Regions from separate parts of the Homo sapiens genome. Here region 2 is linked to region 1. The links are chromatin loops, found by intact Hi-C in ENCODE. Cell type or tissue: heart left ventricle. All regions are shown on one strand. Each heading gives the region's core, and the rest is flanking DNA. Links, peaks and the distances in the headings are about the cores only.

Region 1 (2,905 bases), core at 227-2,726:
GGAGTAGGGCAGGCCTGCAGCTGCACAGACAAGCACCCTCACCCGGCTCTGCTTCCCAGAAGAATGAGCAGCTATTTAGAGCTTTGGAAGCCCCCCGGGGCAAAGGGCTCTGAGTACTGCTGGGAGTCACTGGCGGTCAGCGAACGTGCTGAGGCCATTTTGCTCCTGACAAATAGAGTCGGCAGCATTGACTGGTGAGCTGCCTGCCGGGGACGTTCAGATCTGGGCAGCATCTTGGGGTGGGAGGAAGCCTGAGGCCGCTGGGTACATTGCCACTCCGGAGAGCTAAATGTCTTCTGTGGCAAATAAAAAGGGCCTTTGGTTGACATGTGGGATGAAGCCAGGAGGACAGGAAATTGGAGCCTTTGGCCTGATCATTTGGGCCCTGAAAAAAAACAAAGTCCCCCCACCCCCATTCCAAGTGTAGAACTGAATGCAGGTCTGGGGGCTCCAGCGTCCTCCAACAGCCCTTTCCTCACCCCAAAACATGCACTCCCTCTCCAATACCACCCCTGATTGTCGTGAGCAGCAGGCTCTGGCCTCCCGGCATTCCTGTTGCCACTCGCAGTGACTTCCCCGGATCCAGCACCTTTTCCAGGCCAGCAGCTGTGTGCCTGACTTACAGTCTTGTTCCCACTGACCCCAGAATCCTGCCGGGTGGGTATCACCCTGCCCCCATTCTACAGAATTGGAAACTGAGGCTCTAAGAGGTTAAACACTGACCTACTGGCCGTGTGCGGTGGCTCATGCCTGTAATCCCAACACTTTGGGAGGCCGAGGCAGGCGGATCACGAGGTCAGGAGATGGAGACCATCCTGGCTAACACGGTGAAACCCCGTCTCTACTAAAAATACAAAAAAATTAGCCGGGCGTGGTGGCAGTCGCCTGTACTCCCAGCTACTAGGGAGGCTGAGGCAGGAGAATGGCGTGGACACGGGAGGTGGAGCTTGCAGTGAGCCGAGATCGCGCCACTGCACTCCAGCCTGGGCGACAGAGCGAGATTCCGTCTCAAAACAAAAACAGAAACAAAACACTGACCTACTGGTATCACTGACCCGTGAGCAACAGAAAAAATCACCCACAGCAACCCCACATTCTAATATCGGGACCCCGTGGGTATTTTACTTTACATGGTAAGGGGGAGTTATGTTTCCAGATGGAATTAAGGTCGCTTGAGAGAGAGAACGTGAGCCCAGGGGGATCATAAGAGTCCTTAAGAGTGGAGGAGAGAGGCAGGCCAGGGAGCGGCAGGGAGACAGCAGCGTGAGGAGGAAGGGTTGCAGGCAGCCTCTGGAAGCTGGAAGCGGACCCTCCCCTGAGCCTCCAGAAGGAGCCAGCCCTGTGGACACCTGGACTGCAGCCCAGTGTGGTTTATTTTGGACTTCTGCCCTGCAGAGCTGTGAGACAACACGTCTGCATCGTTTTCAGCTCTGAACCGAGTGAGGGTTAGCGCAGCAGCCTCAGGACATGCACAGTAGCAGCAAAGCCTGGGCTTGAACCCAGCTCCGTCTGAGTCTGAAGCTTCCTACACACAGGTACCAAGCTCTCTGTGATGCAAGGGAGTGGCCAGAGAGGAGAGGGAGAGAACCCGGGAGCCACAGCAGCCTCGGCGCTTGGCTGAGAGCCCAGCACGAGCCCCAGGTGTTGGAGTTCCCCAGCCTGGGCCTTCCCCCTGTGGTTACTGAGGATGGCACCGAAGCCCGGCTGGACAGGACTCTCCACCTTGGTGGGTCCTGGTCGCCCAAGGCCAGAGACCTGCTGTCCACTCACACTCCCCTCCCACACACACGTCAGGCTCCCCTCAGGAAACTGGCCTCAGTTTCCCCATCAGGAATGATGGTCTCAGACCTACTGATCTCCTGGGTGCTGGAGCCCCCGGCTCAGACCTTTTAATAGGGACAGGGTAGCCCCAAGCAGGGAATACGGCCCCCATGTCAACCTCCACAAGGACGTTACCGCCGGGTTTAGGAGGCCAAGTGCCTGATGTGCTTGCCCTCAGGCCTCTCCTACAATGTGGCCCAAGGAGTAAGGCCAAGGCAGCGTGGGGACTTCGGGCCACTGTCCACCTGTCCACACCCTGGTCATCCTCAGGCCCCCCTGTGGTTATTCTTCTTGTGAGCCACAGACCCTTTTCAGAAGCTACTGAAACTGGTGCCCTGACCCCGGGACCGCACTCTGCACACAGGCTCTGCCTGATTCCAGCTTCCCTTCCCTTGGGGCCCAGGAGCCCCACATCAGGGTCTGGGGAAGAAGCCATGGCTGCCCATGCTGGTAGGTAGCCAGCAAGACACAGTGGCTTAATAGGATCCTAGACTGTGTTGGGGGAGTGTGGGCTGGGAATGGGGTTGCCAGATATATGGCCTGACACCCTGTAGAGTCTGAAGTTCAAATAAACAACAAATCATTGTGTTGATGTAAGTTTGTCCCAAATATTGCACGGGACATAGTTGTACAAAAATATATATATTGTTTCTCTGAAATGCGAATATAACTGGGCATCCAGCACTGTTTGGCATTGTTTTGTTTCGTTCTTGCTAAATCTGGCAGCCCTCGTGGGAAGGAGAGTGAGTGTGAGTGAGGAGGGGGAAGGGGGTGCATCTGGAGCCTGGTTTTCCAGTGACATTTCACAACACAGAGAAAAAGCACTGAAACGTGGGACACATTGGAATCAACACATAGAAGACAAGGAGGAAAACGTGATAAGGTACAGATGGCCTTTCCAATGGCCTAAAAATCTCCCCAAACACACACGATTCGAAGGGCGGCGCGTGCCTTCCGGGGCTGCCTGGTCTTGGCAGGACCTCAGGCTTTTGCAAAAGCACTTAACTCTGCTCCTATCTGTTCTCATGGGAGGTAGCCAGGCCCTACACTTCCAGGCTTGTAAAGCATCATTCAGAGGTGCTGT
Region 2 (2,905 bases), core at 173-2,672, 87 kb after region 1:
AGGCGGAGGCTCCACCCATGCCTGGTTTCTTTCCTTTCTCCCTCTCCCTGTGTCTCCAGGTGTCTGCCACCTCCTCAGGGAGCCATGGGGCGTGAGCTAGATCAGGGCCCTGCGTCTCGAAGGAGGAGGAGAATCAGCTGAGTGAGCAGCTAATCCACCCAGCCTCCAGCTGTCTCAAACAGCAGCCCCCAGTCAGAATGGGAGACTCTGCCTCAAGTCAAAAGTCCCAAAGAAGCCCACACTCCACCCTGGCTGGTGTGTATAAAGTAAAAATCCAAAATCCGGGTCCCTGAGCAAAGTTGCCAGCTAGAGTCCCCCTGTGGAAGGCAAGAAATCAACGAGACTTCCTGGTCACTCTGCACCGTGGGGCAGCTTCTTCAACTCTGTGCAGCTAGAGGTGAGAGAGTCCCAGGGGCGGGTCCTCGAGCTCAAACTGCCCCTCTCCCCCTCCACCGCCTCCTGCACCTGCCCCTGCCCCTGACCTGAGCCCCTGAGATCAGTCACCACCTCAGACCCTGAGGCAGGTTGGCAGGGGTGACTTCCTGGAGCCGGGTATGTCCCATCAGAAAACACTGCTTTGGGGAACTCTCCAGGGTTCAGAGATCTCCCAGCTCAACGCAATGCCCACCTTCTTGGGCTCCCACATGGGACTGCCCCGGGAGGCCCTGTGAGGTCGTGGCGCTGCACGGCCGTGGGCATAGAGACCTGCATTCTGGTTCTTTCCTGGGTAAAGCAGGGAAGTGACCTCTAGTCTCCCGGGACGATAGGAGGCGGAGGGGGGCGGTACAGGGCACGGCGGGTACTGGATGTGTTGGTTGAATGAAAAGTCGAGGTGAGGAGTGAGGCCACTGACTGTGTGAATTCTCAGGGCCGCTCACGACAGGCAGAATTCCCGAATCAGGCTTCTCGGACCCTGACGACACCACAGGAGCTCACGGCCTGTTGGGCGGGAGCGTGGGGCCTGTTGGTCACTGTTGGGCGGGAGCGTGGGGCCGGCTCACTATGCCTCGCTGGGTTGGAAGATATGCACACCAGCTGCCGTCTCAAACACGTCCGGGGAGCCCGACCAGCTGCACGTGGAATCCACCAGGCCTCCTGCTCCTCCCCACAGGACTGCTTCGGTGGGAGCCTCACCTGCTGGCCCCTGTGCTCCCCTCAGACACGGAGCAGGTGGCAGGCCTGGCACTCCTTCCTCTCTGGGGGCAGAGGCAGGGTCCAGGTTCCCCCACTCCACGCAGAACTGGGTGGTCAGGGTCTCCCCGGGGAGCACTGAGGAGGGGCCCTCACCCTCCTGGGGGCTCAGGGCAAGGTCTCCAGATAAGTCAGCTCTCAGTGGAGACCCCGCCCATCAGCAGCATTAGCCTGAATCAAAATAGTCGGTCCCTCAATGAAGGCAATGGCATCTCAGAGCCAGCAAAGGCAGCCGCCAACATCTTCATTTCTCGTGATTGTGAACGTCAATCCTGTCCCCTCCCCTCCACTCCCTGTCGGACGTGGTTGTCCTGAAGCCTTGGCAAGCCGGCCGCCCACTCTGCTGCCACCCAGAGCAGAGGAACACCTGGAATCCCTGCTCAGACTCCGGACTCAGGGGCCTCCTCTCCTCTCTTCTCTACATCTGTGCCTGGTGGGCAAGCACCCTCAGCGGGAACACAACATCCCTCAGCCACAGATGAGCAAATGTCCCAAAGATAGGAGGGCAGGGGGCTCTGGCAAGGCAGCTGGGCTCCCCTCACACCAGTCCTGGAGCTGGCACTTGGGGTCTGCAGGGGCCATTCCTTGTGGGGACTGGGCTGGACCTGCTGCTAGGAGCCCGACACCCCAGCAATGAATGAAAAGCTGTACAAATGGAGCACCCTGTTGCCTGGCCATTGCACTTCACGAACGTGTGTCCTGAGGATCTAATGCTACAGGGACCCAAAGATGTTCATCTCAGCAGTGACCGAGTGAAAGCCCTGAAGCTGCTTATGCAGGGGCTGATGACGCTGATTAGGACTCAGCACCCGAAGAAGCCCTCACCCAGCTGACGTGGCTCCACCACCTCAGCTGTCCCCAGGGAAAGGTGCCCCGAACGGTGCTCCCAGACAAGCAGGTCGCAGACACACACAGAAGCCGGGAAGGTTGGCGTGAACCAGGAAGGATGATGAGATGCTAACTGATGCCCTCATCTAGATCATGTTTTACTTCCTAATCTTCCAAGAGTGGGCGTGTCGTACTCGAGGGAAAAGAAGTAGGATGTTCCCGGACACACACTCACTCTCAGATGCCCCCCGCTCCAGCAAGTTCTCATGGTGCCGGGAGCTGGACCGGTGGGGCTCCAAGCCATGTCTGGCCCTCACGGCAGGGAGCGCCCTGGCCTTCTGCAGCTCTAGCCTGGGGAGTGGGACCATTTCCCCTCCATCCAAGGCTGTTTTGAGGGTCAGGTGAGGACGGACTGGGGAAAGGATATTACCGACTGCAAATTGCTGTTTAAAAGGATATAACTATTACTGTTGCCTTTGTCTGCAGAACACAAAGTGAAACAGAAACCACAGCCCTGCCTGTCTGGATACAATCAGCTCTGCACCTAAAATCTCAGCCCCTCCCACCTCCTCACTCTTCCCACGCACATGCCCAGACACTCAGGATCCAACTCTGTGTTTTAGCCTAAATGGGCTGAAATTTCCTGATTGGCCCTGGCTCCCCTCACATGAATTTATTGGAAGTCAATTGCTAATAACTTTCCAATTATATATTTTAAAATCCCCAGTCCCTCAGACAGCCCACATGAGATTGAATGGGAGGTGGGAGGTGTGTTAGGCGGCGGCTACTCACCTTTCCCCATGCAGCCTCTTTCTAACCACACCTGTGCCCAGTCCTCCCAATATTTCCCTGCATCTATTGTGTCCCCTGCCAACACCTTAGGGGC

Evidence for each region. Peaks named below come from ENCODE experiments on the same cell type or tissue, not always from the same donor. Only the 100,000 strongest peaks of a DNase experiment are listed, where the experiment ranks them.
Region 2: a loop joins it to region 1, with 2.8 times the contacts of the local background. A loop is called at or near these places in 2 of 110 quality-filtered maps.

What each region holds. Positions count from the first base shown.
Region 1 is chr9:135,214,303-135,217,207 of GRCh38, forward strand. No RefSeq gene overlaps it. Among named protein-coding and RNA genes, the nearest start is that of LINC02907, 130 kb to the right of the region's middle. In heart left ventricle, for the core only: no CTCF peak of the experiment used is centred there; a DNase peak (open chromatin) is centred at 1,319; H3K27me3 peaks cover 915 bases.
Region 2 is chr9:135,300,883-135,303,787 of GRCh38, forward strand. No RefSeq gene overlaps it. Among named protein-coding and RNA genes, the nearest start is that of LINC02907, 41 kb to the right of the region's middle. In heart left ventricle, for the core only: no CTCF peak of the experiment used is centred there; no DNase peak of the experiment used is centred there; H3K27me3 peaks cover 2,366 bases.